Linked DNA regions of Homo sapiens: all the other regions are linked to region 3. A link is an interaction called in ENCODE POLR2A ChIA-PET data of the cell type or tissue named here. Cell type or tissue: HepG2. All regions are shown on one strand. Links, peaks and the distances in the headings refer to the core of each region. The heading gives the core; the rest is flanking DNA. Region 1 has its middle 430 kb from the start of LINC00538. Region 2 overlaps PROX1 (prospero homeobox 1). Region 3 has its middle 350 kb from the start of LINC00538. Region 4 has its middle 61 kb from the start of LINC02775. Region 5 has its middle 130 kb from the start of LINC00538. Region 6 has its middle 270 kb from the start of LINC00538.

Evidence for each region. ChIA-PET counts read pairs that join two places held together with the same protein. Peaks named below come from ENCODE experiments on the same cell type or tissue, not always from the same donor. Only the 100,000 strongest peaks of a DNase experiment are listed, where the experiment ranks them.
Region 1: POLR2A ChIA-PET joins it to region 3 with 6 read pairs; 1 of 35 experiments calls an interaction of 5 or more read pairs at or near these places.
Region 2: POLR2A ChIA-PET joins it to region 3 with 9 read pairs; 1 of 35 experiments calls an interaction of 5 or more read pairs at or near these places.
Region 4: POLR2A ChIA-PET joins it to region 3 with 11 read pairs; 1 of 35 experiments calls an interaction of 5 or more read pairs at or near these places.
Region 5: POLR2A ChIA-PET joins it to region 3 with 8 read pairs; 2 of 35 experiments call an interaction of 5 or more read pairs at or near these places.
Region 6: POLR2A ChIA-PET joins it to region 3 with 7 read pairs; 1 of 35 experiments calls an interaction of 5 or more read pairs at or near these places.

Annotation. Positions count from the first base shown.
Region 1 is chr1:213,489,795-213,494,932 of GRCh38, forward strand. It overlaps a transcript of RPS6KC1 not described here. Among named protein-coding and RNA genes, the nearest start is that of LINC00538, 430 kb to the right of the region's middle. In HepG2, for the core only: no CTCF peak of the experiment used is centred there; a DNase peak (open chromatin) is centred at 2,607.
Region 2 is chr1:214,024,734-214,029,871 of GRCh38, forward strand. All of the region lies in intron 4 of PROX1 (prospero homeobox 1), which reads left to right. Among named protein-coding and RNA genes, the nearest start is that of PROX1, 39 kb to the left of the region's middle. In HepG2, for the core only: no CTCF peak of the experiment used is centred there; DNase peaks (open chromatin) are centred at 2,558, 2,968, 3,328 and 4,358.
Region 3 is chr1:213,567,204-213,572,341 of GRCh38, forward strand. It overlaps a transcript of RPS6KC1 not described here. Among named protein-coding and RNA genes, the nearest start is that of LINC00538, 350 kb to the right of the region's middle. In HepG2, for the core only: no CTCF peak of the experiment used is centred there; DNase peaks (open chromatin) are centred at 2,248, 2,708 and 3,468.
Region 4 is chr1:214,048,239-214,053,376 of GRCh38, forward strand. No RefSeq gene overlaps it. Among named protein-coding and RNA genes, the nearest start is that of LINC02775, 61 kb to the right of the region's middle. In HepG2, for the core only: no CTCF peak of the experiment used is centred there; DNase peaks (open chromatin) are centred at 1,413 and 2,603; H3K4me3 peaks cover 407 bases.
Region 5 is chr1:213,788,049-213,793,186 of GRCh38, forward strand. It overlaps a transcript of RPS6KC1 not described here. Among named protein-coding and RNA genes, the nearest start is that of LINC00538, 130 kb to the right of the region's middle. In HepG2, for the core only: no CTCF peak of the experiment used is centred there; DNase peaks (open chromatin) are centred at 2,323 and 2,713.
Region 6 is chr1:213,648,370-213,653,507 of GRCh38, forward strand. It overlaps a transcript of RPS6KC1 not described here. Among named protein-coding and RNA genes, the nearest start is that of LINC00538, 270 kb to the right of the region's middle. In HepG2, for the core only: no CTCF peak of the experiment used is centred there; a DNase peak (open chromatin) is centred at 2,442.

The DNA of each region.
Region 1 (5,138 bases), core at 345-4,344, 77 kb before region 3:
AATGAGGCTAATATGTTCAATGGAAAAAGCAGGAAGTTTGGGGTTGCTGGAGTTTTCAGGGCAAAATGGAAGTTATTTGGACATAAAGGTGGAGAAGGAGTTTTGGGGCCAGATGGAGACACTCAGCCTCTATGCTGCAGGCAGAGGGGCTGGTGGGAGATCTCAACAAGGAAGCAACATGATCACGTTTATTTCCAGGATAAGAGTTCTGGAAATGCTGTGAAGGATGGAGGGAAATCAGACAAAACCCAGGACAAAGACTGCAGTTAGTCTCTTAGTTAGGGGTTTGTGACAATCCTGGCAACAGAGTAACAGTGGGCTTGGAAAGAGCTGGGCAGTGAGGATGGAGAAGGGCTTATTTCTAAAGACCCATTGGGTGTGGTTTCTGCTTTTTCCAGAAGAAGCTCTTTCACTTCTATTTCCATTAATGTCCTATTGAATGAAAACTCAGGTCCCTTTCCTTCAACCTTCACCCCTCTTTCCCCTACGGACGTTGAAAGCGGCTTAATATGGCAACACATAAAATGAATCCCACTCAGTGGTAAAGCAGAGCTGAGGTGGGCTCTCAGAGGTGCCGGCTGAAGAGTCCAAGATTGTTTCATGCACATTTGACTTGATAGGAGGGCCTCTTGGAGGCCAGTCTTTTCTGCTTCCCTCTTGACTCTGTATGAGGTGAAGCGGGCCTCTGTTTCCTCTGCTTGGACATCCATTCACTCTCAGGCCCATTGTACCTGGGTGTCGGACAATGGTTCGGCTTCCAGTGCAGCAGATGGCCCCTTCTAAAAAGGCCTGGAGTGCTCTGTGGTCATCAGAGGAAGGGGAGATGTGTTGGCTGTTGGCTACCTGGACAAAGCCGCACTTTGCCTCCCTGGCTAGGATGCGTAGTTCAAGATGGCAGGACTGTGAGTAGTGTAGAAGTGCAGTGAAAGAATGAATTGCTCTCAAGGGCATCTGAAAAGCTGCTTGCTTTAAAGAGGATCTGAAAAGGTGGCAGCAGGTTTGCCTTTGTCTTTGGGATTGAGGAGGGGAGTGTTCTCTAGAGAGGGGAAGTTCGCAGAATGGTTCAGATAATGGCTGCATGGATAGGACCTCACCTTCCGTTTCTCACCTTCACAGACTTTTCAGCTGGACTTTCTTATCACAAGCAAAGCAAAGGATCCTGGAAACATTGTCCCCACACTGCTCGTGATGGGAACTGGAGCAGGATTGGTCTTGTTCTAGGGCACAGTTTGGAGCTGTGTTTGAGGAGGAACTGAGATGCTCCCCTTGCCCACCCCAATGTTCACCTACCAGGCCTGTGGTGGTTAGGCACTGAGGGCAGTTGTTAAAACGCTACTCTTATCTGGAACAAAATGTGTCTGTTATCTGGCAAGGAGGCCCATTAATCTATCAGCAGCCATCAGTGCCTCCCCATTAAGTAAGTTATTAGGCTGGTAGAAACCAGGGGCCTGAAAGAAGGCTTTAATGGAGCGGCCAGGTGCAATGGCTCACACCTGTAATCCCAGCATTTTGGGAGGTTGAGGTGGGTGGATCCTTTGAGGCCAGGAGTTCAAGACCAGCCTGGCCAACACGGTGAAACCCCATTTCTACCTAAAATCCAAAAATTAATCGGGCGTAGTAGTGTATACCTGTGATCCCAGCTACTATGGAGGGTGAGGTGGGAGGATCACTTGAGCCCAGGAGGCAGAGATTGAAGTGAGCTGAGATTGCACCATTGCACTCCATCCTGGGCCACAGATCAAGACTGTGCCAAACAAACAAACAAACAAACAAACAGGCTTTAATGGGGCACCTGAGTCAGGAGCAAGGCGTTGCCTTTGAAGAGGGTGGTTCCAGGTGAGACTCAGAGCTGGCGAACAGGTGACTGTTAGTAGGGTAAATGCAGCTGAGAGCAATAACTTAATCATAGCCTTAGAATCACCCTGTACGGCAGACACACCTGAATGTGTGTTCTGAGTTAGGAAATTTAAGAGTGGCCAACCCAGAGATTTGTTCTTTGTCCATAAGGAATATCTGAGTCCCCAGCGCATCCAGTGGAACAGGGGCTGAACAGGGGATTGAGTCTCCACGTTTTGGGTTGAATAAAAATTGCCAGGTGGAGGTTGTCAGGGGGAAGGTGTTAAATGGAAACACTATATATAAACTGCATGCTTTTTGCAAGGGACTGTGGCTTTCCTGCCCAGCCTGCCACCGCTGAACTGTATATAAGGTGGTTCTTCTCTTCAGCCCACTGTCAGTGGGCTCCCTCCCCCGTATGTAAGCCCCCAGCAAACTCCATTTCTTGTTTGCTGGCTCAGAGCCTCTTCTTTGGCCTCTTAAAATAGGGGTTCGGCATGACACCATTGTGTGCATAGAGGAGGCACGCGGAGGAGAGCGAACAGACTCCCAAAGTAAAACTTCATCTACTCCTGAATTTTGCCTGGACCCCACTCGGGTGGCCACAGGCGTGGATTCGCAGTTGCGCTATCTGCATTGGAGCCCATCTGCTGCTTTTCCTTGGACAATGGCTGCCCGTTTAGGGTTGTGACCCAGGAGTCGCTGTGGTTATCAACTGCGAGAGCTCAAACGGACACATGAGAAGCAGCTTTGTTTAGCGTCCTTGACATAACTAACCACATATTAACAACAGAGCCTTGTGGTATAGAGGCTCCTGTTTGTTCAGAATCTTAATAGGTGGGCTTTGTGCACATGGATTTCTAATACTGCTTACCCTGTATTTTAAGTCAAAGAGGGTCTTTGTGTGAAGGATTCTCCACCTCCTTTTCCCTTTCTACGAAGGAGGTAAGTGTTTTCTCTCACCTTTCGTGACTTACAAGCAGCTGAATAGCACTTGTGGTGTTTGAATGTCATATAATAGGCATCGTCACCGATAGAGAAATGTCCTTTTCCGTGTTTCTGAGCGCTCCTGTGCTTACTCTCCCTCTTACGTGTGAGCTCTCGCTCCTTCTTTATAAACTGGCTGTGAACAATTCTGTCCCCATGTTATTTTAAAGCTTGTATGTCCTTGGAATGCTGTGTGGGAACTGCTGTTCCCCTGGGAGACCATTTTGTGTCCAGCTCCTTCAGCAGACCCCAGCCAGGCCTCCGCTGACCATGTGGCAGTTGGTTAGAGGGCTGCTCTGAGCTGGTTGATGTGATTTAAAAGTAGAGCCGCATTCTAGAAGAAGTGAACTACTGTGAATAAAAGAAGACTCAAGGAAATGCATGCTGCTGGTAGAGATCGTGGTGATGGTGCTTGTGATGTTGGAGGTCTAAAATGCAAGAGGAGACATTATTTGTAGTCAGTCACGTCCTGTATAATATATGAGAGCCTGGTTCTGTAGGAACATAGGAACATCTGACTCCCTTTTCCATAAGGTTTGTATTTAAGTAGCTTCAGAAATGAAATTAGTGGCAGTTTGCACTTAGTTATAGGAATATTCAGTTGCATGAAGCTTATGACTTTGTGTTCCTTATTAATGTCATAAAGTCAGAAATGGGATGGCTGGAAAGTTAAGTCAGGATCCCTGAGCTTTCTATATTGGCCAAGTTGTGCAAAAAGAATTTTGGTGTAAAATGGTGTCTTTGTTCAAAACAGTGCCTGGCTAATAGGCTCTGATGTAGCTCTCACCAAAGATCTACTGAAATATTTACACACATTAAAAGTAGAAAAGTAGACAACTAACGGCCAACGTTTGAAGTGAAGCGATACTGACCATAAAAAAGGACTGCACAGAAAAAGACAGACATTGTCTTGGTCACATGAAACAGACATAATCGGGAAAATGATAGGAACGTACTTAATGCTCTTCCCTTCCCCTTGCCTCTGGAGCTTAACTGTATATAAGTGCCAACCTAAAATGTAGATACTAGGGGAGTTGATATCTTCTCTTCTCCTACTGCTCCCCACACTTCATCATTTTACAACTAGTTGAAGTCAGAGCTGCCCTGCCAATAACTTCTTAGGAAACAGAATGAGAGATTGTGGAGGAGGCACATTGTATTTGAAAGACCTCATAGGGAAAGCCCTGTAGGGAAATACAGAGAGCAAGTGTGTTCTAGAGAGAAGTGTGTGCTGGAAATCATGGCATGCCATGTCCTACATTGTTTCAGAGTTTCAGAAAACTGGACAGGGATTTTATAGAGTAATGGTTCTTCAAGTGTTGTCCTGGACCAGCAGAGTCACCTTGGAACTTGTTAGAAATGCAAAAATCAGAAATCTGGGTGTAGAGGCTGTCAATCTGTAGGTAAACAAGCCTTCCAAGTGTTTCTGATGCACCCTAAATGTGATAACTCTGTAGTATATGATGCAATGATAGGGAGTAGGAATTAAATATGAAGTTATACACATTAGCCTGCCCCCGGCTACAGAAATGGTTGGGACTAGGTTGTCACACACTTGTAGAAAGGAACTAATGCAATCAATTCATCATGTCTTTTGACAGACTCTAAGGGCAGATATGGTTCACTTTGTTCAAGGACAAGTAAGTCCTATTAAACTACTGTGAAGAAAGGAAGATTCAAGAAAATGCATACTGCTAAGAATTATCAATGTCAGATCCAGATTTAAAATTCAAAAAATTCTTTGATGTTTTCAAAAAAGAACAATTCAACATGAATAAAAGCAAAGTCTGCAGGATGAGGTAAAAAGAAAAATGTAGAGAAATGGAAGGATAGAAAAAACCCTAAAATTTTAATAGCGGTACTTAGAAACAAAAGGAGGCAATGGAGAACACTAAGTGGTACATTAGAAAGTCATATTGTTTTGAGAGACAAATGTTTAAATTGGAAAGTCATATTGTTTTGAGAGACAAATGTTTCAAAGTCTCTATAAGGATGCAGAAGGAGAAAAGGATGAAAAATATGAGCAAGAAAATGATCGAAGTGGATAACAGGATAACAGAGAATGGAGACCCAGAACATTAGTAATTGGTGCCTTTGAAGTAGAGGACAGAATAAATGGAAAGTAATAAAACCCAAGTGTATAAATATGTGATAAAATTTTTTTTGAACTGAAGAACTGAAATCTACAAGAGGTATATTGTAAAGGCTGACTATTCCAGGTAAAACTAATGATAAGAGAGACACATAGACATCCTGAAAAAAAAAAGTAAATTTTAATGATAATTTTAAAATCCTTTAAAAATCACATAGATAAA
Region 2 (5,138 bases), core at 474-4,473, 460 kb after region 3:
CATTCTCGAACGAAACAGGAGTAACTGTGGATTATCTGTGCCCCAGCTTCCCTTCATGCAATATTGGAGTGTTTGTGCTATGTTGTTTTTGGATAATGTCCCATCCAAGAATGGCACCAAGCTTGGCCCTGCTTCTTTTACCACCTCACCCAGTAATTGTAGCAAAAGTTAAACTTCAAGGGCTGTCAGCTTGTCTTGAACTCAGACACCAATGGCACCAAATTTACGGGGCTGACTTAAAGGGGAATTTGTTAACACTACAAAGTGACTGGTATATGATTGCAGGGCTTATTTTTCCACCTAAGTATTGAGCTGATTTGTCAGATGTGTCATGAAGCAGGGATACATTCCTCTGTTTAGCACATTTAAATATGTACTGGCAGGAAAGCTCCCAATTAAACGTTCCTAATCAGAGCAGGGTAAGACTGAAGTCTTCCTGGTCCTTGACCACCACGTGTGTGGTTTATTAACTCTGTTCCCGTAGACATAGGCAGCCTTAACTCCATCGGGGGAATGGTCTGGCCTTACAGGTCGAATTCAAGTGAATCAATCGAACTATCCTCCAAGATAGAGCAGAATGAAAGACCCAGGATCAGTGCAGAATGAAAGACCATTAGGCCTCTAGAAAAGCTGTTAGCCCTCAAGTTTGGCTAAAAGCAGGGGCTGGCAAAGTATGGCCTATGGGCAGAGCTGCCCCTCAATCTGTTTTTATGGCTTCAAGCTAAGAATGACTTAAATTTTTAAACAGTTGTAAAAAATAAGGAGAATATCCAACCTAGACCAAATATGGCCCACAGAGCCTATGTATTTATTACCTGGCCCTTTACTGGCAAATTTTGCTGACCACCGGCTGAAGGTTTTTTCTCTTCTGTGGGACATGAACTCTCTGAGATTCCTTCTAGTTCTGAAGTTCCAAAATTCTGTGATTCCTTTTTTTTTTTTTTTTTGAGATGGAGTCTCACTCTGTCACCCAGGCTGGAGTGCAGTGGCATGATCTCAGCTCACTGCAACCTCCGCCTCTTGGGTTCAAGCAATTCTCTGCCTCAGCCTCCTGAATAGCTGGGATTGCGGGCGCCAGCCACCACGCCCGGCTAATTTTTTTGTATTTCTAGTAGAGACGGGGTTTCACCATCTTGGCCAGGTTGGTATTGAACTCCTGACCTCATGATTCACCCGCCTCAGCCTCCCAAAGTGCTGGGATTACAGGCGTGAGCCACCGCACCCGGCCAATTCCATGAGTCTTTGATGGAATAGTCTTGGTCCAGCTCTTACCTGAACAGCCTACCAGATGAGCAATTTCTGCACAGTGCTTCCAGTTGTTTTTAAGATCTTAACAGTATCTGTGTAGTATCTCAGGGGGAGAGAATGAGGTATTAGGTTTTAGTTTTTGATGCTTTTTCCTTGATTTTGCTTGCATATTTGTTTGTTTGTTTAAACTTGGAATCACTTTTTAAGACCTATGCAGAGTTTGGGAGAGAAGGAAAATTTGCTTCATCGCGACCAATAATGTGACAATTATGTTTCCTAACACGTATAATACCAAGACCTCCATGTGTGAGCAAATAAACTAGCCACTTAAAGCACGTTCACTGACCAAATTTCAGCCCCACGAAATAATTTTGACAGTCTCTCATAGACATTTGTCATTCTGCTCCTAGCAAGCTAGTACTATCTTCTACTGGGGCTATGGAAGAGATGGTTTTACTTACCTTGATCTCTACATGCAGAATTGCCAATGGAATACTTACATAATTTAAAATGTATGCACAATTTATTAAACGTAGAATAGAAGATGTTAAGACATCCTTTTCTATTACCTGAAAGTCACAATTATTCGAAATGCTCAAATCTAGAACATTGTTGATAATTATATAATATTTTAACAACACATATGTTATCAACATCATAATGCTGTAGAAATTTTATTGTGAATTTTGTATTTTCTAAATACTCTTAAAAGACAAAGACTCAAATTCAGGTAGAAAAACAAAGAAGATACTCAGGGTGTATCTCTGCCCTTCATTCATTGCTGTGGTCAGAGAAGTCTGTGTGAGGGGTTTGGCCGGTAGCAGCCCCCCAGATCCGTACACTGCAGACCAAAATTCAGCTCCTGTGATGCTTTTCCATGGAGTTTCCCTGTCAATTCAAGGTAGATCCTCAACCTCCCTCCTTGGCAGTTTGCATGTGACTGTTCATTCTTTTTATTACATTTCCTCCAGGGGGCCATTTTCACCATGTCATATCTGTTTGCTATCAGCATTTATAAGGGCTGGTGTGGCATTGGAGGATGTCAAGTGGTCTGACTTGGAAGTGTACTGCCACAAACTCCATGTAGGTGACAGGAGGAGAGACCTGCTTTCCCGTTGCCACTTTTTGGATTATCCCTGCAACTCTTTCCGTCTGGCTGACAAAAACCTTGGGGCTATTGGGTGGCTCATCACTTCTGCTCCTTCTCTAGCCTTTCCCTGGGTTTGCTTCCCCCAACCCCCACACCCCCTCGCACATTAACATGACATTGCCTGGTGAGCACAGAAGAGAGCAGCTTCCACCAGCTGAAACCTCTGATCTCAAACTCACTAGAGAGTTTGGCTTCGGGATTTTGGCAAGAAGGCCGATTGCCCATCAGGTCAGCATGAATAAAGATTTCTTTCTTCCCTTCTTTTTTAAAGTCAAGCATCAACCGAAACTGCTCCCAAAGCTCTGTCTCTCAAGACAATTTAACCCCTTTCACCTAAGTACATTTTCTATTTTGAATGCATGGTACTTTGTTTTATTCTTTTCCTGTGAGATGACCAAGAAATCTACTATATGTAAAATTTGAAAGCCAAGTCAATTCTAAACCAGGCTTATCATTTTTAAAGTATGTTTATCCAGCTTTGTAGTAGGAACAAGCAGACTGTTTGAAGGCCACATACTTTTCAAACCCTGGTTGCAACACGTCTGCCCCGTTTTGAAACTGTCTTTATCTAGCCGAGAAAACGAAAATCTATTTGACAAAGTGGCACTCTGGCCAGTTTATCTTGCAATATGGCTTTAGCTCACTGAGTCTATTGATTTCCTTAAATTAATGTTTACAGAATGCTACTGAATTTTGCTCAACAGAACATTGTTCTTTCGAAGCTTTATATATATATATATATAAAAGAGATACAGACTGTTATTGCCATGTGTTCCTTTGTTTAGACCAAGGAAACATAGTTTTTAGGTTTTTTTTTTTCTTAAGACAGCCTTGAACTATAGCCACTTCCTACAAGCATTTACTTTTCACATATTTAAACAGCAAAACATGTAACTAGAAAGTGGGCCCAAACTGCATGGGTATTAGACGAATCTAATCCTCAGTGTTCCTGAAAGCTGAATGCCACCTGGAGCATCAGAGGGAGAAAGCCTTTAGTCCTAAGCCCAGATGTTGCTGGAGAACCTTCCTCTGCCTCATTTGGGGTAACTCGGCAGGCACCCGAAAGCAACTTCACAGCCAGTGCTCCTGGATCCTGCTAGTTTTTCCAAACACAAGCATCCTAATAAAATTCAAACACCATTTAGCTGTTTGGGAACTCTAAATATAACATCTTGCCCTTTGACCACGGTGCTCAGTGTTCAATACACAAAACCTAATCTCTAAAGATGATTTTAAAACTGACCTTCCCAGAGAAGTACACGTATCCATTCAGCTACGAACAGTGCAGAAAACAGGATTTTGACTCATAATTATGAAATGGCCAAAATAAAACTTAGGGAACACAAAGCAACTTTTCTCAACCGGTTGACTCAGCCAACAAACTCACCCAAGCGAACCTCCTCAGAGCACCTCTCAAAACGATGCTTTGCAGACATTTATTAATCACAGTGAATGCTTCCCAGGAATTAGGGCTCCTCTTTAAAATCTCAAACTTGTAAACCACCTTATATTTGGATGATATTTTATGCTTCCCAAAGTGCATTCATGTTTTCTTTTCCATTTGATCCTCCCCTGGAATGAGAGGGCACTGGAATAGAATCTCAGGATTCACTGTGTATAGCATCCTGCACCATTCCTTCTCTTCTGGAGGGCCTGTTAGTCCCCGGCTGTACACACAGGATAAATGCATGCATGACTGCAAAGGGAGACCCTTAGTAACCACATCTTGTGACCATATTTTACAGCTCCATGATTCCTCTTTTCAGCCTCTGGCAGGAGAGTTTAGTGTGAGTGAGACAGTGAAGAGGAGCAGCAATAACGTATCTGTTCTTGGCTTTTCATCTGATAATCTCTATGAGGAGTTACTAAAGCATCTGAGTTTATCCATTTAAGTCCACTCTGTCTGCAGTGTAAGTCCCCAGCTTGTGCCACTGCTGTCAGGAGATGAGTCTCTCCTTGATCGATATTTACTTAACAAACAGCAGGGATGGGAGAGTTTGTTTAGAGGAATCATGTGCACTCTAGGGTGAATGAATGCTCGGGAAAGTACTTCAACTATTTGTCTCCTTCCCTAAGATTTTTGTGTACGTGTGTGTGCACACACGTGTGCAGATGCCCATTCTCTTTTTAACTTCTCCAAAGACACTTCGAAGTCATCTAGAAAAATACCTCGCTATGTATGATTGGTACATCATTATACCGTTAAGGAGCTAATGATGCAGATGCAGTTTTTCTAACCCAGCAAAGTTTGGTTCTTCTTTTGTGCTCTTATATAGAGCACAAAAGAGACTCTTAGGATAAACTAAATGCACAAGCATCTACCTTTGACCCCTTTCAGATGAGTGGAAGGGAAGAAAATACGGATGGAAACAATAAAAGCAGTTTGACAAGGCAGCTCTTCACTATGTATTTTTGATGGCATTACCTATATATTTTTAAAGGCCCACAGGGACAAAAAGTAACTTTCTCCAATTTTTCAGAGCTGCTTCAGCATTAGATATATTTAACTCTACTACTGTATATGAATTCCACGGTGTGAAAATTGAGAGAGCACTGTTCTTTCGAGTTCCCTGAAACAATTGCTTGAAGGCTCAAGTCAGCCTCTTGAATGCAGTTGACTTGGAGGCATCTGGGGCTAGATCGAGGGGTTTTGTTTCTGGGTGTGGGGAGAGGCTGGGGGGTGGCTGGGGAGTTATTTATTTATTTGATTTTGTGAATCGGAGTTGTAAAAGCCATCTGA
Region 3 (5,138 bases), core at 335-4,334:
CCCCTCATCCAGAGCCTAGTATGAGACGGCTAAGCTTTTTGATCATCTTTCTGAGTTTGAGTGTGGATTGTGTATATTTCATCCTACATCTAAGGAGGTGCTTCAAGGCTTCTGGCTTTATACTGGGGGGAAATGGGATGTGCATTTCACTTCTTTGTATCATGTAGGCTCAAGACCTAACTCCCGACTCCATGTGGACACTTACACTTAAGTCCTTACGTGACATAATCTGGCAGCTCTCCCACAGGCAGCTGCAGTATCAGCTCTGGGGTTCCACTCTAGTTTTCAGTTCTCCCTTTGTTTGGGGTTTCTGGAAATTTCTCTCACTTTCCAATTATTGCTTTTAAAAGAATGTTCATTATAACTTATTCAGCATTTTCTAGGTGTTTAATATTTGGAGAGTCTTGAAGTAATCTGATCCCATACAATACCAGAAATGAAAGTTGTGTTAGGCATTTCACTTGGATTATTGTATTAATTCTTCACAACCCTAAAATATATGAATTATTATTGCAGGAAATACACGTGTAGAGGGATTAGCAGCTTCTCCAGGTCTTACCAGCTAGTAATTGTAATGGAGTTGAGATTCTCCCAACATTTGAATGATTCCAATGTATAGGCTTTTGTTCCCTTGTCTTGCAAGGCTAGAGAAACCCATCCCTGGCCTGGGAAAGTTACTCTGCCTGGGTCAGTAATGTCAGTAACCTTGTCCTGTAATAACTTTATTTCTGGGTATGTCTTTGAGGAGCCTTTTGGATTTTTCCAGTTGCCTGTCAGGTCCAGCTTGCAGACTGGCTGGAAGAACAGCATTTGATGTCCCATATGGGACCACTCCCAAGTGACACTTTGATATCTGACAAGAACACTCAGCAGGAACATGAGACTCCTGTATCTCATGCTGAGTTTTGACTAAGTTTTACTTAAGTCACTTGCTGTTAATAATAAATCTGAAAAATGATGAGCCTTCTATTTGACTGTAAAGATAGAGCAACCAGCTGCCCTGGTTTGCCTAGGATAAGGTATTTCCTGGGACATGGGACTTTCAGTGCTAGAACTGGGAAAATTCTGGGCAAACTAGGATGTTATTTGCTCTACAGATCGCTCTGGGATGTCATTAACCAGATTAGTGCCAGTCTTTTCCATGGGAGGCTGGACTATCCTCTGGTTTCCAGATTTCCCCAGAGATGAAAGGAAGGGGGCTTAATGGTGAGAAGAGGAGTACCGAGGACAGAAGATTCAATTCAAGGACATATGGAATAAAGTAAAACTTTATCAGATATTTCCCAGCTGCTCCTAATTATACTCCAATAGAAGATGGAGCAGCTTAGCGGGGACAAAGAGTCAGACCAACAGGTAAGGGAACTACCATTTATAGAGAATGTTCTCCAGGGCTAGGTATTTGGTTAGATTCTTAGTCTGGCTCATACCATTTAACTGTAACTCTCTGCAGTAAACAATATCATGCCCATTTTAAAGAGGAGGACGCAAAAGCCCTGCAAGATTGTCACTTGCTCAGTGTTACATGTTAGCAAATAATGATGCCTGCATTCAAACCCAGATGGGCCTCACTCCAAAGCTGGGGCTTTTTCTCCTTGACTGTGGTAAGGGAACAGGGACTAGTGCTCTATATTCAAGTGCTGATTTAGGGAATTGTGAGTCAAGGAGAAAAGATGAGAGAGAGGCAGACTCTGCAAATTGTCACGGGCCTTGCCAACAACCATGAGCGGGAAGTAGCAGCCATGGCCACTGTTGCAGCAGCACCATCAGGCCTGAGAGATCCAGGGAAGTGGGAAGGAGAGCACAGAGTGCCCTCGACCAGCACCTAACTCCCTTCCCCCCTCCCCAGTGTACTTCCCACTGTAGCATTTGGGTGGAGTGGTCAGGGACCCTGGGCTTGGGGATAAAGTTTTCACTTCCCTTTGGCTGTGCTTTTCCTAGGTACTCAGGCAGGCAGTGCCAGCCATTTGATGCCCGGGTCTTTGCTCCTTGCTGTTGGGTGCCTTGCTGACTTGTCTGAGGTTGTGAGCTAAAACCTAGTGGGTCTTAGCTCTCCCTTAGGTCTGTCATGTTTCCGCTTGCTCATTTTCAGAAAAACAGCCTTCCTATTGCCTGTCTGTTGCATTGTAAATGTTGTTTCAATATTAAGCATTATTAGGGCATCCTTGCCTAACAAACACATCCTAAGGATCCAGTGATCAAGGCTGCTTTTAAAGGCCTCTCCTAATATTTACTTACCCAGCTTCCTTCTATACTCTTAGCTGTGTTTTTCTGAAACAGCTGCATCCAGAACAGAAGGCTCTTTTGTGTAAACTCATAAGTCACCTGTACTCATTTTGTGTATCCAGGGCTGTTATGCTCGGCAGCAAGCTATTTTTTTTTTCAATAGGAGTTGGTATTTGATATAATAGATTATTACATGTTCAGCATATAAATTACTAGGTCTTAGGAACAAGAAATGAGTAATTTTACCCTGAGGTAATATAACAGCTACTGTGGAGTCACTAAAATCAAGTAAATAGATCATTTGTGGTCAGGGCAGAAGCATGGAATTACTACCTGAATAGCATTCAGCCATCATTCCCTCACTTAATCATTCAACAAACAGGTATTGAGAAACTCGAGGTGAGTTTGAGACATTTTCTAAGTGTTGGGCAGGGCTACAAAGAAATCTAAGGCCTGCTGCCTCAAGGAGATCAAAGACTTCACCCAAATCCTTTCCATAGGAAGTTAATTGAAGTCATTGTGCTCTTTGATCGATAAATGTAAGAGCAAGGGAAGTGGCTCTCTTAGAAAGCAATTGGACTTGGAGCTAGGAATGCAAGGGGTAACCTGTACAGTTTTGCTTAGGAGGGCATGGAGTAAGGAAGAGAAGGTAACACTGTTCAAACGCTGGAGACTTTACCCAAGAAGGCTAGTTATGACGCAGACCTGGGAAGCCTGGGTGTGTAGGAAACTCAGCTCTGTCACTTATTATTTGAATGATTTGGGGCAAGTTACTAAACCTCATTGAGTTCTAGTTTTCTCATTTACCAAAAGGGATACTCATAGTATTTATCTCAGGGTTATTGTAAAGATTAAGTGAGATTGTGTATGTGAAATGCCTGGCACACAGTAATCGCTCAAAAAAGGAAAGAGTTGGGTGTCACTGACCAAAGGGAGCATTCCACCCTGATAAGAAGACCAAAGCTCTGAGGGTCTAATTCTGCCCTTGTTACGGACCCACGTCCCAACTGAAAAAGAGACCCATTTCCTCATGGTTCCTGAAGAAGCATCCCCTTTTGCAGGAGAGTTGTAGCAATCATGGCATTCTGTGTCCAGGATAGAAGAACATGTGCTACCAGTTTTTTTAATGCCCCCTACGAAACACTTCATTCTTTGCCAGTGAAGAACTTTTCATTTCCTCTATAATTGAAACAGGACCTCTGGGTCATTGGGTGAGTCTCATCTGGCTTGTGAGTCACCCAGGGCAGTTGTCCACTTTTTATCAAATGAGTCAGGAATGTATTGACCCAGGTCAAATGGTGTGGAGGGTGAGAAATTATCTAATGAATCTGAGCAACCCAGCCCTACCCTTGTACCACTTGAGGGGCACAACACCCTTCCACATTGATCCCATCTACTCTTCCTTGTCACCGTGAAACCAGCCTAACCAGAAGGGGCAGACCAAATTGGACTTCTTTTATTCCAGCACTAATGAGGAAAAGATGCTATGAAATATCTCTTTATGTCAGAAACCAAAGTTAAAATAATGTCATACTCTGATAATTAATACTATCAGGCTTGACAGCAGAATACGTTAAATAAATTAGTCTTTAAATGCGTATGTGTCTTCCAATTATAGGTTTTTGGTTTAATAATTGCTTTACCGAATAGACGAATGGCCTCAATATTCTACTTGCTTTTGCCTGTACAGATGTGGCCTTTGTAGACAAATATTAAATAGAAATACCTTTTTCTTCCCTGTCTCTATCTGTAAAATGGAGGGTTTTTTGGGAAAGATATTTTAAAGGAACTTGCGAGACTTATTTGACTCAACTGATTTTTATTGAGCATCTTCTCAGCATGGAGATCAGAGCCAGCCACTGAAGGGGACACAGAAACAGCTTTGCCAGTCCCTGCCCTTAGGGAACTTACATCTGGGAAGGGAAGGGGCTATGATAGGTCTGGAGGCAATAAGAGGCGGAGAGGGCCTTGAGTTGTCAGCATTTTCAAAACACCTTGTAGATGGCTGGGTCTTGGGAAGCAGAGAGGAGATAGGGCAGAGTTTTCTGGGTCAAGCACATGGCATGGATGGGGAAGGATAGAAGGAAAGAAGGGGCCTCAGAGATGGCCATTCCCCAGGCTCTATGAGGGACCTCAGTGCATATAGTTCCCTGGATGTTTACAATCTGTGTCCCTTTTGCTCACTTCTCACCAGCTCAGTCTGGCTAATAAGTGACGAAGTCAAATTTGTAAGGTTTGTCTGCCGGACTCCAAAGCTGATGCATCTGGGCGTCACACCACAGTTCCTAGACATAGGGCAGAGCAGAATCACTGGAGGCACTTTTGAGATGGAGAATCCAAAATGTCACTTTAGGTCCTAACTAGAACCTCAGGGTTGAAGCCAGGGGCAGTGCTCCCCAAACCTTATGTGCACCCAAGCTGTGAGGATCTTGCTAAAATGCCACTTTGGATTCAGTAGGTCCGGAGGAGGGCCTGAGATTCTGTATTTCTTACAAGCTCCAGAGAATGCTGATGCTGCTGGGCCTTGAACCACTCTTAGATTCACACGGCCTTGGGATTTCTGAATTTCCCCAGAGGTTGAGCATCGCTGCACCGATTTCTGTGACGTTCTGTTTAGGCTTCCCTAGATATGGATAACACTGTCTCGAGGGGATGCAGAGAGGCAAGACAAAATCAGGATGGAGCTAGGCTGTGGAGTCCAAGCCAGAAGTGAGTTTCAAGGTGGAGGGATGGGCAGACATAGCTGCCTGCTTCAGAGAGGTCTCGGAGGCCAAGCCCCGTGGAGGGGAAGGCTGGAGCTGTGATTCCATTGCTGACAGATCCCACACACGAGACTCTCAGAAGGACTCACTGATTAAATAAATGTGTTCCCAATGCAGGAGGAAAATCCCAGGTTTAGAACTAATTTCCTTCTG
Region 4 (5,138 bases), core at 442-4,441, 480 kb after region 3:
AATAAATGGTGCTGGGAGAACTGGCTAGCCATATGCAGAAGATTGAAACTGGACCCCTTCCTTACACCTTATACAAAAATTAACTCAAGATGGATTAAAGACTTAAATGTAAAACCTAAGACTATAAACACCCTAGAAGAAAATCTAGGCAATACCATTCAGGACATAGGCATGGGAAAAGATTTCATGACAAAAACATTGAAAGTAATTGCAACAAAAGCAAAAATTGACAAATAGGATCTAATTTAAAGAGCTTCTGTACAGCAAAAGAAACTGTCATCACAGTAAACAAATGACCTATAGAATGGGAGAAAATTTTTGCAATCTATCCATCTGAAAAAGGTCTAATATCCAGAATCTACAAAGAACTTAAACAAATTTACAAGAAAAAAACAATCAACCCCATTATAAAGTGGGCAAACGACATGAACAGGCACTTCTCAAAAGAGGACATTTATGCGGCCAACAAACATATAAAAAAATGCTCCACATCACCAATCATTAGGGATATGCAAATCAAAACCACAATGAGATACCATCTCATGCCAGTCAGAATGGAGATTTTTAAATTTCAAGAAACAACAGATGCTGATGAGGCTGTGGAGAAATAAGAACACTTTTACACTGTTGATGGGAACGTAAATTAGTTCAACCATTGTGGAAGACAGTGTGGCAATCCCTCAAGGACCCAGAAATACCATTTGACCCAGCAATCCCATTACTAGGTATAGTCCCAAAGGAATGTAAATCATTCTATTATGAAGATACTTGCACATGTATGTTCATTGCAGCACTATTCACAATAGCAAAGACGTGGAATCAACCCAAATGCCCATCAATGACAGACTGGATAAAGACAATGTGGTACATATACACCATGGAATACTATGCGGCCATAAAAAGGACTGAGAACATGCCCTTTGTATGGACATGGATGGAGCTGGAAGCCATTATCCTCAGCAAACTAATGTGGGAACAGAAAACCAAACACTGCATGTTCTCACTTATAAGTTCTCACTTATGAGAGTTCAACAATGAGAACACATGGGCACAGAGAGGGAAACACACACACTGGGGCCTGTCAGAGATGTGTTGGGGAAGGAAGAGTATCAGGATAAATAGCTAATGCATGCTGGACTTTATACCTAGGTGATGGGTTGGTAGGTCCAGCAAACCACCATGGCACACGTTTACCTATGTAACTGCACAAGTATCTCAGAACTTAAAATGAAAGAAAATAATTTAGAAATAAATAAATAAATGTCATTTCTGAGTAGTGGAGATAGGCAAGGAAGCATTTAGGTAAGGGGTTAATTTTTATGTTTACTTTATGCATTTCCAAAGTGTTTGAAATTTTTTAGCAAGCAAGCACAACTTTTGTTTGCAGGAAGCATATTAAGAGACAAGAGCAGAGAAGCAGTGGGGCAGGGTTTGGGGCTGAATGTACCCTTCACTGTCAGAGAGGAAACAAGATTCTGGCCTGGATGCATGCATCCCCTTGTCTGGTTTGTGCTAGCCCATGGGCACTCTGCACTGACCAGCTTGCCTCGGCTGTTGGAGACTCCACCTGAAGAAGGCAGGAGGGAGCAGTGGCACAGTTACTGGCTTGGGCTATGGAGTCAGACAGACCTGCGTCTGAAGCCTAGTCCATGACTTGCTCACTTGTCAGTCTTCTTGAGTCATAGTTTGTTCTTTTATGAAATAACACCTACCCCTCAAACTGAGTAATAAATGAGATGTGCTGTGGGAGGTACCTGGTATAATAGCATGTGCTTAGTAGAGGGTAGAGGAAGAAGAAGTCGGATAGGACAAATTACTGTTAACCTTGAGGAGTGCACCTACGGGGTGGTCACTGGCATTTTAAATGCCACCATTGGTGCCTTATTCCTTTTTTCTTGTTTTTCTTCAATTTAGTAGCCCAAATCAACCCACACTGTGCACCTGGTAAAGGAGGCAAGCAGAACACACGAACAGGAGTGAGCTATGTGCCCTGTTCTCAAAAGGTGGAAGCTCCCAATGGGTGTACAAGTATGTGTGTTACAGATGGGAGGGAGGGCATCAAATACACACAAGTCGTAATGCTGCATTGTGCTGTTCTCAGTGTGGTCGTGGGTTTGCAGTTCTTACCATGGTTAAGGGAAAAGTGGAGTAGAGTGGGGAAAGAGGCAGAACTTTATTTAGGAAGATGGGGGTTCATGGTAAGTAATCAGAAAAGAAATTAACTTGCAAAACAGATGGCACAAAAATCCCGCTCTGAGTTTGAGTAGAGGGCAAAATGGGAGAATGGAAGGAGATGGTGAAGAAGGCACGCTGCTGCTGAAACGTGCTTTGGGCTTAGTGAGAATGAACACTCCCACTTCTGGGAATTGAGCCTTGGGCAGAGCATGCACAGAAGCAAAGCTGGAAGGCAGAGGAAATCTGGGCCACCCACGCCCACACCTGCCCTGACCTCTCACCCTGAAGCCTCAGGAAAGGGAAAATCGATGTGCTCCCGAAGTGCAGGAGCCCTGGGTTTGGGACTGGAATTTGACCCATGCGGAGTGTTTACTGATCTGGAGACGGATAGGCTCAAATGAGCTCATCTTTATCTTGAGAGGAAATTAGGCAGCCCAGACCCAGACAAAGCCATGTTTTATTCAATGAAAATTTACCACCACCCCACCCTCCCAATGCACACAATATTACATGAAACATCTGCCTAAGTAACCTAGTCTCCAAAGGTTGGTTCTGAAAGATCAACAAATAGAGACTTAGGAGCTTAGAGAAAAACGAAAAAAAAAAAAGTTATTTCAGAATATCTTACATTTACCCCTCATGCTGATCTGTATCCTCTTTTTTTCACAGTTTGCAAATATTGACTAAGTTCAAGGGCAGTGGTTTAAGGTCTAACTTCAGAGTTAGCATGAGGTGACATACTTAAGATGGTGCAATCCTGTCCTAATGAAGAACATGTTAGATCCCAAGGTTGGTTTATGGGCAGTTCTTGTTCTTGTCCCAGTTGATATTTGTTTTATCAAGTCAGGAACTATTTTTGTCATCATTGTTAATCTTCCTCTTGCCAGATCTGTTTTGGCCGAGGGCATGCACTTGAGGTATGTTAGAAGAATGGAGTGCAGTATTGTGGGAAAGAATTATCACTAATTCTGTCTGCCTACAGCTTCCTCGGCCCTGTTCATCTGATCTCAATTCCCTAAACAAAATTGTAGATGGAAAGTCCTGCAAGTCCATGACCTGGTTCCAGAAAGTAGATTTTTGAGCTGAAAGAGCAAGATCGCAGCATTCCCATGATGACAATAGGTCTTTGTTATGTTGGAAAGAATTTTGACTTGTCCATCAGGGGAGATCTTGACAGAATATTTTGCCAATAAAGAAGTCTACCACTAAATGGGTAGGTCCAACTCCATTAGGCTCATCTTTGGCCTCAATGTTATGCAGATTTTTGCCTCAAGGATTCCTGAGACCTGGCCTAAGATGTCTGGTAGTTCTAGCTGGAACCAGAATCAGCTGGCATTTCTGACCCATGGGCTTTGGAAGAACACAGATCCTGGCTCAAATCTTAATGTCTCCGAGCCTCAGTTTCTTCATGTATGAATACAGTCGTGACAATGTTCTCCTTGCAAGCTTGTTATGAGGATTAAATGTGGTATTGTATCTGAAATCACTTAACACAGTGCCTGTTGCTTAAAATGGGATTAATATGTTCTAGTGTCCTTCCTTCCGCTCAGCCACTCCAGCTGCTGGTGTATCCCCTTTCTCTGCTGCATACATTTGACATAGTGGAACAAGGCCAGTAATGCTTGAGGGGATACCATCCTAGTTACAATGAATAGAGAAAAGGAAAGGTTCAACAATGTTCAGAACACCAATATTCACTTTAAACTTGTCTAAGCATAAATTATAGGCGCTCTGCTGACATTTGAAAGAATGGAAATATATAAATAAATGTATAGTTGTGTGACTGCTTCCTAGACCTGGACACAGCTTCACCCCTAAAAGAAAATCTCCATGTGGAGACCTTTGGGGAGAATTTTAATCTAAAAATCCTAGAGATTATCACAATATTCTTTTGAGTATTAATAAAAGGACTTAGTTACCCAATGAACTGATGAGTCCCCGGATAATTTGTTCAAAGGAGAGGTGATATTCTTTTAGCCTCATAGCAGCTTCAGCTGCTATCTCCCACCTAGAGTTCTACCCATTAATATCTCTTGTTCAAGGTATCACATCTAAAATTTCTAGTAGTTTATGCAACATTTAGCGATTTCCTCTCTTAGCAATGGTTGGAATCCACCACGCTATATCCTCCTTTTGGGTATCCTGAACTCTCCAAATTGTCTCAAAACAAACTTCCTTTTTAACATTTAGATAATATGGCTATTTACAAAGTAGATGGTCAAACGCAGTAATATACACATTTAGTATAAGCCAGTATTCAAAGATTCTAATAGCAATAATTATTTCCATATTCAATGCAGTCAATTCTTCAGTGTATCCAAACTGGCCATACAGAAGTTTAGTATGAACAATACAGCACTGAAAATGTACTGTATTTATATTTGACTTTGGCGATCAAACATATCAACCTTGAGAGGAAATAACATATTTCTGATTCTAGCCTTTGTTTCTTCACCTTGGTACTTCCCAATATCACCAGAGCTAGACTGGAGGAAGAAATGGGAAAAAAAACCCTGAAGGATATTATTTGTTTTGTTTTGTTTTCTCGAGACGGAGTCTTGCTCTGTCGCCCAGGCTGGAGTGCAATGGCATGATCTCGACTCACTGCAACCTCCGCCTCCCAGGTTCCAGTGATTCTCTTGCCTCAGCCTCACCAGTAGCTGGGATTACATGGTGGCACACGCCACCATGCCTGGCTAACTTTTTGTATTTTTAGTAGAGACAGGGTTTCACCATGTTGGCCAGGCTGGTCTCGAACTCCTGAGCTCGTGATCTGCCTGCCTTGGCCTCCCAAAGTGCTGGGATTACAGGTGTGAGCCACCGCGCCAGGCCCTGGAGGATACTTAATAAATATTTGGAGAATTAATGTGTATTTCAATCTACTTTTTCTATGTGTTAGCAATAAAGAACTAGAATATCCAATGGAAATAAAATAGTAACTAAACCTATAAAATATTAGGAAC
Region 5 (5,138 bases), core at 685-4,684, 220 kb after region 3:
CAAGAAGCTATTTACAAGAGGTTACCAGATCCAATAGTCCATTCTGTACAAAGATTGGTTTTTATTTTTCTTCTTGAACTGACTGACTTAACAGCACATTGGGGGTCATGAAGACATTGCCTTGGCCCAGGATGCTGAAATGATCTTTACCACTAAACAGCTCACTCCATACTGAAGATGCAGCCTAGGGGATGTGCTTGCTCTAAGCAGTGGCAAAACACATCTTCCCAAAAGACAAATGGTTTTTGTTCTTCCGTGGTGCAGTAAATCTATGCCAAAAATTTTATTTATCAAGCAGGCATACAAACTGTTAATGTTAGAAGTTGCTGCTTGTCATCTACTTAGATGACTATCAAAGGCCACTGCCTTCTAGGTCTACCAGCAAGATCTGCTAAACACGACCTATTTTCTATCATGCGTTTCTTCTAAGTATGAAAAAAGCAAAACCCACCGAAAACAAAACCACAGAAATTCCATTTCTTCCCCTGACTCCCTCCCCATACCCTGGGCACACATTTATCAGTTCCATGCAGCAGCTGTGATGGAAATGAGAACTACAGGAAACTTCAGAGTTAGTCATGCCAAATGGCTACATATACTCAGGAGAGGGCAATTCTGGTCACTCATCTGACACCATGCGGATGGCCCAAGCTACAAAATCTCTCTTAACATTCCTGGGTCTGACCCCCAAACTAATCTGCTAAGGAACCCTCAGAGCTTGGGGATGTAGGTACTTTGGCCTCAGCTGGACAGTTGAGGAGAGTGAATTTGGAATACAAAGTTGTATGGATAATCTCTAAGCTTTCTACTCTCTATATAAGACATAGCGACTAATTCCTCAGTTTCACACACACACACAAAGTTTCTTTGATGAGAGTAGATGCTACAGCCTTCTGCACTCAAAAAGCTTTCCAGAGCAGAGGGGAAAAAAGTAGCAGGGGTGGACAGCACATTTTTGTGGAAAACTAGGGCCCAAGTCTCGGCCAGGCTCCTGACAGCCACTTGGACCTTGCCCTAGACCCAGTGAGAAGGAGCCATGAGAAGTCAGTTAAAATGATGACCAAGAGTGGAATTCAGTTGAATTAATTTACTTGGGAAAAGAAAGGTTGGAATTTAGTCAGTAGAGATTGTGTAGTTTTTTCCTGTGGTTGCACACCAACTATTAATTATGTCTTTCTTCTCTTCTAGACAGTAAGAGCCTAAAAGGGCCAGGATGGTGTCTATTTTGTTCAGCCACCCTAACTCCGGCACCTTGGATACTTCTTGGCACATTCTAATTTGATGTGAAATATTTGTTTAATTAATGAACATATTTGTGCATGATGGCACAGCCTCTGAAAGAGTTTAGTATTATAGAATTCTTGAGAAATAATCTGAGCTATTTCATGAGCTGTCAAGGACCACAGGTTGAACCAAAGTTCCTATGCCTGGGTTTAACAGCTGTAACTCAGGTGATCTGTCCTGACACGTAGCTACGTCACCATGTGAGCACATAGCCCATGCACCTGGTCAGCCCTTCCTAATCTTAGATAAATTTGTTTACAAAGTCACACAAGCTTTGGAAAATCATTCTGACTCAGGTGATGGGACAAAATTGCATCCCTTAAAACGATAAGGTACTCTATCGAGTCTACTTGATAGTACAATGTGACCAATTGCTTGTTAAGTCACACATCTACTAGAACAGTGACAAGAAAGCAGTGACAAGAAAAATGAGAAAAAGATTCATGATAACATTGTCACGAATTTGCCTAATGCCATCCATATTCGCTTCTCACATCATTCTGTACTGGAGACTTTTGAATAAGTCAAATGCTGAGATAGGCTTTTGCTACTTGTGACTATTAAATAAGTGTTGTGTTCAAGGCCAGGAAAAAATGATTTTCTCTTAAATTAACAACTTTCAATGGTTTGTAACGAAAGAGGAACTTGGTGATATGGATAATCCAAAACATTATAGTCTAAAAGTTCTAGAAGGGGTTTCTTCCTTAAGCATCCAGCCTAATCACTTTCCTTGGGACACAAAGCTGACTGAGGAGGAGAGTTTCTGGGAAGGGGTGAACCAACCCAGCATTCCAAAGTCACCACAGATTCTTTCCATAACAGTGTCCCAAGTGGATAATGGGTGGAGGTAGAGTGGTGGTAGTGGTAGCTATAAACTACCTTCCAAGTTGCTTATACCTGATTCTTATTTACCCCAAATGCCTACTTCTAAATATTTACTTCAGCTTTTAATCTATCCTATGGTCACTTGATCAGTTGGTTGATCTTTGACTTGAGAGAGCCTACAGTCAACAGTATGTATGACTTTCTCTTTATCATCATTGGTGAGTAGGGCATAAGAAGACAGAGTTAGAGGCACAATGGAGTACACATAGTCCTTGTTCTTAGGGAACATGCAGTCAGAAAAAACTATGGTATTTTGTGTGCAACAGGAAATGTTAAATTTAGAAGAGTTGTCAACATCTGTCCAGGTAAAAAGAAGAAGGAAAGAAAGAAGTACTTCATAATTCCATAACTATTTTGAGAGGGAGAGGCATTGGGGACTGGGGGAAGAGAAAGAGAGAGAAAAAGAAGAAAGAGAGAAAACGTTTTGCCGTATCATCCACTATCCAGGGCTCATCCATGAAACACAAATACCCTGCCATCCAGAGAACAGAGAGCTGTGAAGAGTGGCTTCTGAGTCACCATCACTGAAGTGGAAATATTTGTACAAGTTCAAAGGCACCAGAGACCTTGGCAATCATGTGCCCTAGTGAATGTCAAGACATAAGGTGACATCAATACAAACTGACAAACCTGAGGAGTATCTTCTATTTGGAATAAGGAAGCTCTGGGGATAAATCAAGCCTCATTCCTTCTTTTAAATAGTGTTTTCATCCGGGTGTGTCTCCAACCCCATGGCCCATGATGACACATCATCTGTCTAATTTAACACATTGTGAGCTCTGCAAAGATTAGGATCCCTCAGTAGGGAAAGTCAAGGACTTGAAGAACCATGGTAGCAAATCTATGAAATATAAGAATCTGGGTAGGACAATGTTACACCTATTCAATAATCCTGGGAATACTTGGCTCATTGTCTTTCATAGAAGCATGAAGTAGATTTTCAGGACAAAAGAAAAAAAAAAGACTAAATGAAAGCCAGAACTAGAAATTCTAAGAAGTGATATAGGCTGAGAATATAAGTAAATAGGAAAATAGTTTGAATAACTCTTATAGAATTTTTTTAAAGGGAAGTTAGGGTAGTCAGCCTTATGTTCCTCACCTATAAAGGGAAGATCTCGAGCAGAAAAGTGACATAATTCTTTGCTAACAAACTCGTTGTATTCCAGACACCAACAAAACATTAGTTTCAATGATTTACAGTAAATCTAACAAACATATGCAAGTATGTTTGTTAATACCTGTGCTAGGTACTATTTCTAAACAGCCATTAGTCTGTTCCAATGGGAGAAATTTCTTCTATTCTCATGGGAATTTCAATAGCCTGATCCATTCAGTAATGAAAATATAAGACTGCAAAAGAAACAAGGTGGGAGGTAAAGAGGGAGGAAGGAATAGTGTTAGGGATTCCTGCTGTCCTAATTTACCTGGAAATGAAATTATTACTGTAAGTTTGTGACAGTATTTCACTTTTATGAATTGCTTTATGATTATAAACTTACTCTAGCTTCATAACATCCCTATGAGGTTTGATGGCAGACGTATAACCCCATCTCACAGAGGAGTCAGACCAAGAGTAGTTAGTTATTCTCAAGGTTACCTAATGAATGATGTTCAAGTCAGGTCCCAGTCTCCACTTGCTTGTTGGCATTACCTACCGAACTGTCGGCCAACCCTGACGTTAATACCTCCCTGTGCACAGGATCCAAGATGGCTCTGCTGTCTAATAACTGCACATAGTACGCCATGTTCAGGCAAAGTGCAGTGGCATTTTGATGGACCTATGAGACGCATTGAAGCTATTAGGAACAGTTGAGAGATCACAGGCAAGATCACCTGTTTTGGCCACTAACTCTTCAATTCCCCAATACTGTGCCCCTGGCCCTCCCACCCTTTCCTCCTGCTCTACCGCCCATGGTGCATCTCAAAGAACATTCACACATACAAAAGAGAATCACAGAGCCGTATGAAGAAGGCTCAGGCAAGTCCAAAACTCCAGGGTATGTAACTGTTTTGAACATGCACTTTTGATAGTCTCTCCAGTTTAATTGGAAGAGTGCGATTTAGAAGCAAGCAAAGTCATGTGAACATAGCACTGGAGCTCAAAATGAGTATGGACCTTCTCTCTATTCCTTCTCTTCCTGTCGGTCACTGTCACCTGGTCTACAGGCAGGCCAGCTCTCATCTCAGCTGGCCAGCTCTACCTGAAGTATAAGTAAGTCTGACAAAAACCCAGGTTAAAGCTTCAAATGCAAGTTTACCTTCCCAGAGCTCTCCCTCCTCCTTTTAAATTGAGACATTTGTTTAAACCCAATTCTTCCCTCAAATGGATAGAGACACTATGGGCTCTTAATCGGATGCTAGGAAAATGACAGTATTCTGTGGACTTATAGATTATGGAATTTTCTCTCCCACAATTACATGGGCGAGTGGCATAAGAAATAATGAAAAATGCATATGAATGGTATAGCACAGTACTCACTGAGAACAAAGAGACAAAGTCCAGAGTTAATACTGTAAAGCATTACTTTCAACTTATAGATAGCCTAAAAGAACAACATTTTCACAGCAACTCGGAGGTTCATTTGGGACTGACTTAAGGAACCCCCACCCCACCAACAACCACCCCCACCCTTCACACAAAGGTCACCTGGCCTCTGCCACCTCAGCACTCCCGATATTTTTGCATCCTGAACAGCCAGCCCCACTGTCTGACCAGGTAGCAGTCTTATCACTATGCCCTTAATGGACTTGGTTGTCATTTGTTGATGAGAAATAAAATAGCAAAAACAACAGCATATAAAGAAACAAAGTTTTCCCCAGAGAGCAGATGGGATTCCACCAGGACCCCCAGTCTCCATATAATCTCTCCCTCCTCCAAGAGAGATCAATTCCCAATCTCTTCCCAGGGAATTACAGGTTCGGTCGTGACATTGGTGAGCCTTTTAGAATGGCATGCCCAAGGTAGTAAT
Region 6 (5,138 bases), core at 588-4,587, 81 kb after region 3:
CACAGAATCAGACAGTTTGCATCATCTTGGTGCAATGTCTGCTGACTCCTGGCCTCCTAATGAGTAATATAATCATCCAGGTGATGACCTACCTGTGCCCCAGTGTCAAGTTTCCTGGTGACATTCCAGAGATCAGAGAGTTTCATCCTAACTCCACTGCACCCACAACTCTCAGGCCACCCACTGGGCTTTGTAAGCCCTTGGAGCTCACCACCACCCTCATCTGAAATCCTAGGGTCTGAATCTGCAGTCACCCCCTCCTACCTACCAGCAGGCCAGTCCCCTGCTCCCATCCTACTTGCTGTTTGACCTCATGGGGATGGGCCATCTCCTGACTAGTTTTCTTGTTAATGTCCTCAGGGGGCTTCACTTCTCTTGCCAGCCATATGAGATATCACTGTAGCCTTCTTCTCCTGGGCATCCTCAGTGTCTTCCCATCTTCACATTCTGTCCCCACCATGACAATCCTACACAACTTCATCCTTGGATCAGTTTAACCACTTGTCTCATGCCAACATTCCACAGTTTCTTCACTCTGCTCTCTCATCCCAGCCTCTCTTGCTCAGCAGATAAACTGCCTTTTAGCTCATAGAGGAAATTCACACTCTTAGGAACAAGCACTAGGACACGGTCTCCACCTACAAACGCTCCCTTTTGTACCAACCCTCTCACTTGCCTCACCTCCGCAGAACTCCAGGCTCAGAGGAAGAGGCGGCATCCTCCTGCTGAGGGCTCACCATTGCCCTGGGCTCTTGCTCCCATCCCTTTCCATGATCCCCAGACCAGCATCTGGCTCTGCTGGATGGTTCTTCTCCCTCCCATATTTCCAACTTCTCCTTTTTTACTGGTTTCTCCTATACAGCCTATGAGTACGTTCAAGTCTCCACTTAAAAAAAAAAAAAAAAGTCTCCAACAATGTCTCTCCAGTAACTAATGCCTGATCATCTTCCTCCCATTGGCGGACAATTCCCTGAAGAGTCCACACTCACCTCTTCTGCTTCTCAACAGCCTCTGGGCCCCTGACTCTCCTCTCCAGCCTCAGTCTCTCCTCCACTCCGCCCCCACCTAGCCCTCTGGCCACAGGAGCCACAAGCCATTCTCAGAAGCGGCTGTGCAGTCCCCGCTTTGATGCTATTGTTCCCTGCTCTCCCTTTCTCCCTTGCCTACCTGGCAAGCGGCACTTATTTCAAAAGGTCCTCTGGGAAGCCTTTGCTAACCCTCCCTCCCCCGCCCACCAGGTAGAAATGGCCACTCCTCCTTTGTGTTCTCAGCTGTCCTTTGAGTCACAGTGTCTGTGACGGTTTACTTTCCACGTTGTTGTGCTTTTCTCCAACAAAAATCGTAAGCTCCTCGAGAGCTAGGACTGTGTCTCAATTATACCTGCCTTCCTAGTACCGAGCACATCTGACTCGTCTCAGTGACTTGAGTTCAGTGAGGGAGCAAATGAAGCTTGTACAAGCATAGAGAACTCTTGCTGTTCATGGTGGCGGTGAGGATGGGAGGATCTGCCTTGTGATGGTCCTTGTAACAGACATTTGATCCCGAGCAATATCTTCTAGACCTCTCGGCATTCATGGACACTTTATCGGTGCTATCTCATTCTTCCTCACAGCAACTGAGAGTAGGTATTATGACCCCTGTTTTACACATGAGGAAACTGAGGCTCAAAGAGAAGAAGTGAGTTTGGCCTTGTCATACGGCTGATTGCAGTGGATGCAGGAGCCCAGCCCAGGTTTGGTCCCTTTCTATACATCCAGGCGCTCCCTATGTTGCCCAACCAGAGGGTGCTTACTGACTGTCACCTCCATTAATTGTCACCCTTTAGAAACAGGTTTAAGATGCTGAGTTAGAAGCAAAAGCATTAAGTAATGCATTCACACCTCAATAGACTCATACACACTTATGTGTTATCAATGATGATTGGGGCCCTGAATTTGTGCAACAAATATCACCTGTCCAGTGGCTTTATTTCTAATTTAGTAACTACCATGCCTTTAACTAAATAGTCAGCCTTAGTGAGATATTAGCCTTCAGCAAAAGTATCAGCAGTGATCCCCTGCAAAGCCTTTTAACATTGCTCATGGAGGCACAAGCTCCCTCCCTCATTTTTCCTGACACACTCAGGGAAAGAAATCTCTAAGTTTACACCATCTGCTAGCCTCTCACCTTTCAGCATTTGCATCTATGTCCGCATCCGGGCCCCCTCTGCCAAGAGTTTTTCTTTTACCAGCTACAGATGAACGGAAACCTGGGGAGTGGGGAACTGTTTGGAATTGGGATCTGTCCCTTCAAGGAAACTTGGACAAGTCTCCCTTGCCTCCTGAGCCCATCAGCTCATCTCCCTCTCCCCACCCCATTCCATTTTTGTTTAGTTTGACCTTGGTCACTGATGACAAGGCTTCTTTTCCTGCCAAACCAATCAATAAGCTAAACAGACAGAAGATGAGTATTTAGAATATGGGAAGCCAAACTCAAACACAGATAGGTTATCAGCCTAGCCCAGAGCAGACTTCTGAGCAAATATTTCATTAACAAATTTTTCATGGCAACTTGCATGTTAAAAAAAAAAAAAAAAAAGAGGGGAGAGGGGGAGAGAGAGAGAAAACGTGTTGGGGGTGGGGTGGAGGTGGGGAGAAAGGGAGAGGCTGGCTGAAGCCCAGAAGCTGAATCGCCCTCCTAGGGAGTGTTGTTTGGAAGTGTGAGGCAGAGTGTAGGGAGAAAAGTGGGATGCAGAGAGAAGACCCCCAGAATGGGGAGCCCTATTTACTTAAGACCTTTCAACTTCAAACCTACCTCTTATTGCAAGGCTGGCCATGTGATTCATCTTCGACCATCTCCACAGGGGTGGGGCAGGCTACATCTCCCCAATAAAAACGCCAGACAGGCAGTCAGCAACTGGCAGGTGGAGCCTGGGCTGGGCACCTGGTGGGGGAGATTGGGAGGAGAGAGGAGATGTGGTCCCTAGAAAGCCCCATGGAGAAGCTGGAGAGCCACGGTGAATACAAACATAAACAATGATAACAAAGACAACTGTGTATCGGCCCCCACTGTTTTAGGCAGCCTTGAAGGCACTTCAAATATATTTCATCATTTAATCCTCACAACCAGGCCCAAGACTCTGTGGTCAACACTGGTGCACGATGCCCATGGGTCTATTCTGATGGCTCAATATTTTGAATATCATGCCCTGTTCACAACAACCCTAAAAGAAAGGCACTTTGATTTTAATTTATAGATGAGGCACTTGAGATTCAGAGAGGTTGAGACACTTATTCACATTTGGACAGCTGGTAAACTGAAGAGGCAGAACGAGGGCCTACCCAGCCTGACTCCAAAGGCAAGGAGTTTTCTGTTCCTTTCTATTGCTTCCCTAATAGCTTTCATTATACTTCCAAGAAAAGGTTGGAAAAACATGGAATTAGTAAGGTTCAACTCTTGTAAGCAAGTGCTGAGAGCAGGAAAGAAGGAAGAGACTGAGTTTTGAGCTCCTTGTGTGCCGAGCTCCTTCCCACGTGGCCTGAGCTCCTGCCTTCATTTGGATTCATGAGGGTACCATTCAGGCCTCAGTTCACAGTCACTTCTCAGAGATGCTTCCTGACTCACCCTGTACTATTTGTTCTTATTGCTTTCTATTTTGCCTTCAGCATACTTATGCTAATTAATTGCTTTTAATTTGTGCTATTTGTGTAAATTAGCACATATACTAATTAATAGTAATTTTATAATGTTAATTTATAAGTATCAAATACTAATTAATATCTTTTTGTGTAATTTATTGATGAATGTCTTTTCGATAGACTGGATTAATAATAATAATGATATTAACAATAATACTAATAGCTAGCCTCTATTCAGTGCATTCTACGTGCCTGGCACTGTGTTAAGGGCTTTACATATGTTAACTTTAATCCTTTCAGTGGTCCTGTGAGGTGGTGACCATTAGTGTCCCCATTTTACAGATAAAGTAACTGAGGCACACGGAAGTAAAGGAACTTGCCTGTTGTTTCTTAGCTAATGAGTGAGTGACAGAGCAGGATGTGAACCCAGGTGGTCTGTGGTCCCAGCATCCACATTGTTAACTGTGATATCGGGCAGACTGCAAAACATGGCCACAAATTCATATAAATACACCTTAGAGGTGGAGTCTGCTTTCTCACCTCTTGAATCTGGGATGCTCATGGGATTTGTTTTGACAAGCAAAATGCAACAAAAATGATGTTACATGAATTCCAAGGCTAGGCCTTAGGCTTTGCGGCTTCTGGTTCCCTGCTTTCGGAATGCTGTCCTGAGACCACCCTGTGAAGAAGCTGGTCTGGCCTTTGCCTGCATGTGAGGCCACATGGAGGAGAACTGAGGTACCCCAGCCAGGAGCCTGTCTGTACCAGATGTGCGAGTGCAGCCATCCCAGACCCTGCAGCCCAACCCACCCTGCACCTGAATGCAAGCACATGACTGGGCCAGGCAAAATCAGCAGGGAGACCAGCCAGCCAACCCTCAGAGTCATGAAAATTTAATAAATCATCATTTTCTGAGCCATGAAGTTTTGAGAAGGTTTGTCATGTAGCAAAGGCTAACTCAGCAAGAACTGTCTTATTCATACTGTATCCCTAGCGCCTAGCAAGATGTCTGGTACATAGCACTTTGACAGTAAAAATGTATTGGCTGAATGAATAAACAGAAGTGAGATTGAACCAGGGAGACCCCCTGGAAGATGCTGGCTAACTTTACAATATATCATAGAATACAGTCCATGTGACACATTCTGGAATTCTGGAATAGAAGATAATTTAAGAACACTAGCATTCTAGTCTGGGTGCAGTGGCTTATGCCTGCAATCCCACCACTTTGGGAGGTCGAGACGGGCAGATAGCTTGAGCCATGAGTTTGAGACCAGCCTGGGCAACATGGCAAGACCCCATCTCTATTGAAAGTACAAAAAGTTAGCCAGATGTGGTGGCACGCATCTGTAGTCCCAGCTACTCAAGAGGCTGAGGTGAGAAGATCACTTGCTCTTGGGAGGTAGAGGCTGCAGTGAGCCGTGATCATGCCACTGCACTCCACCCTGGGGTGACAGAGAAAGATCCTGTCTCAAAAAAAAAAAATTACTAGCATTCTTAATTTTCTGTAGTTTCTTTCAA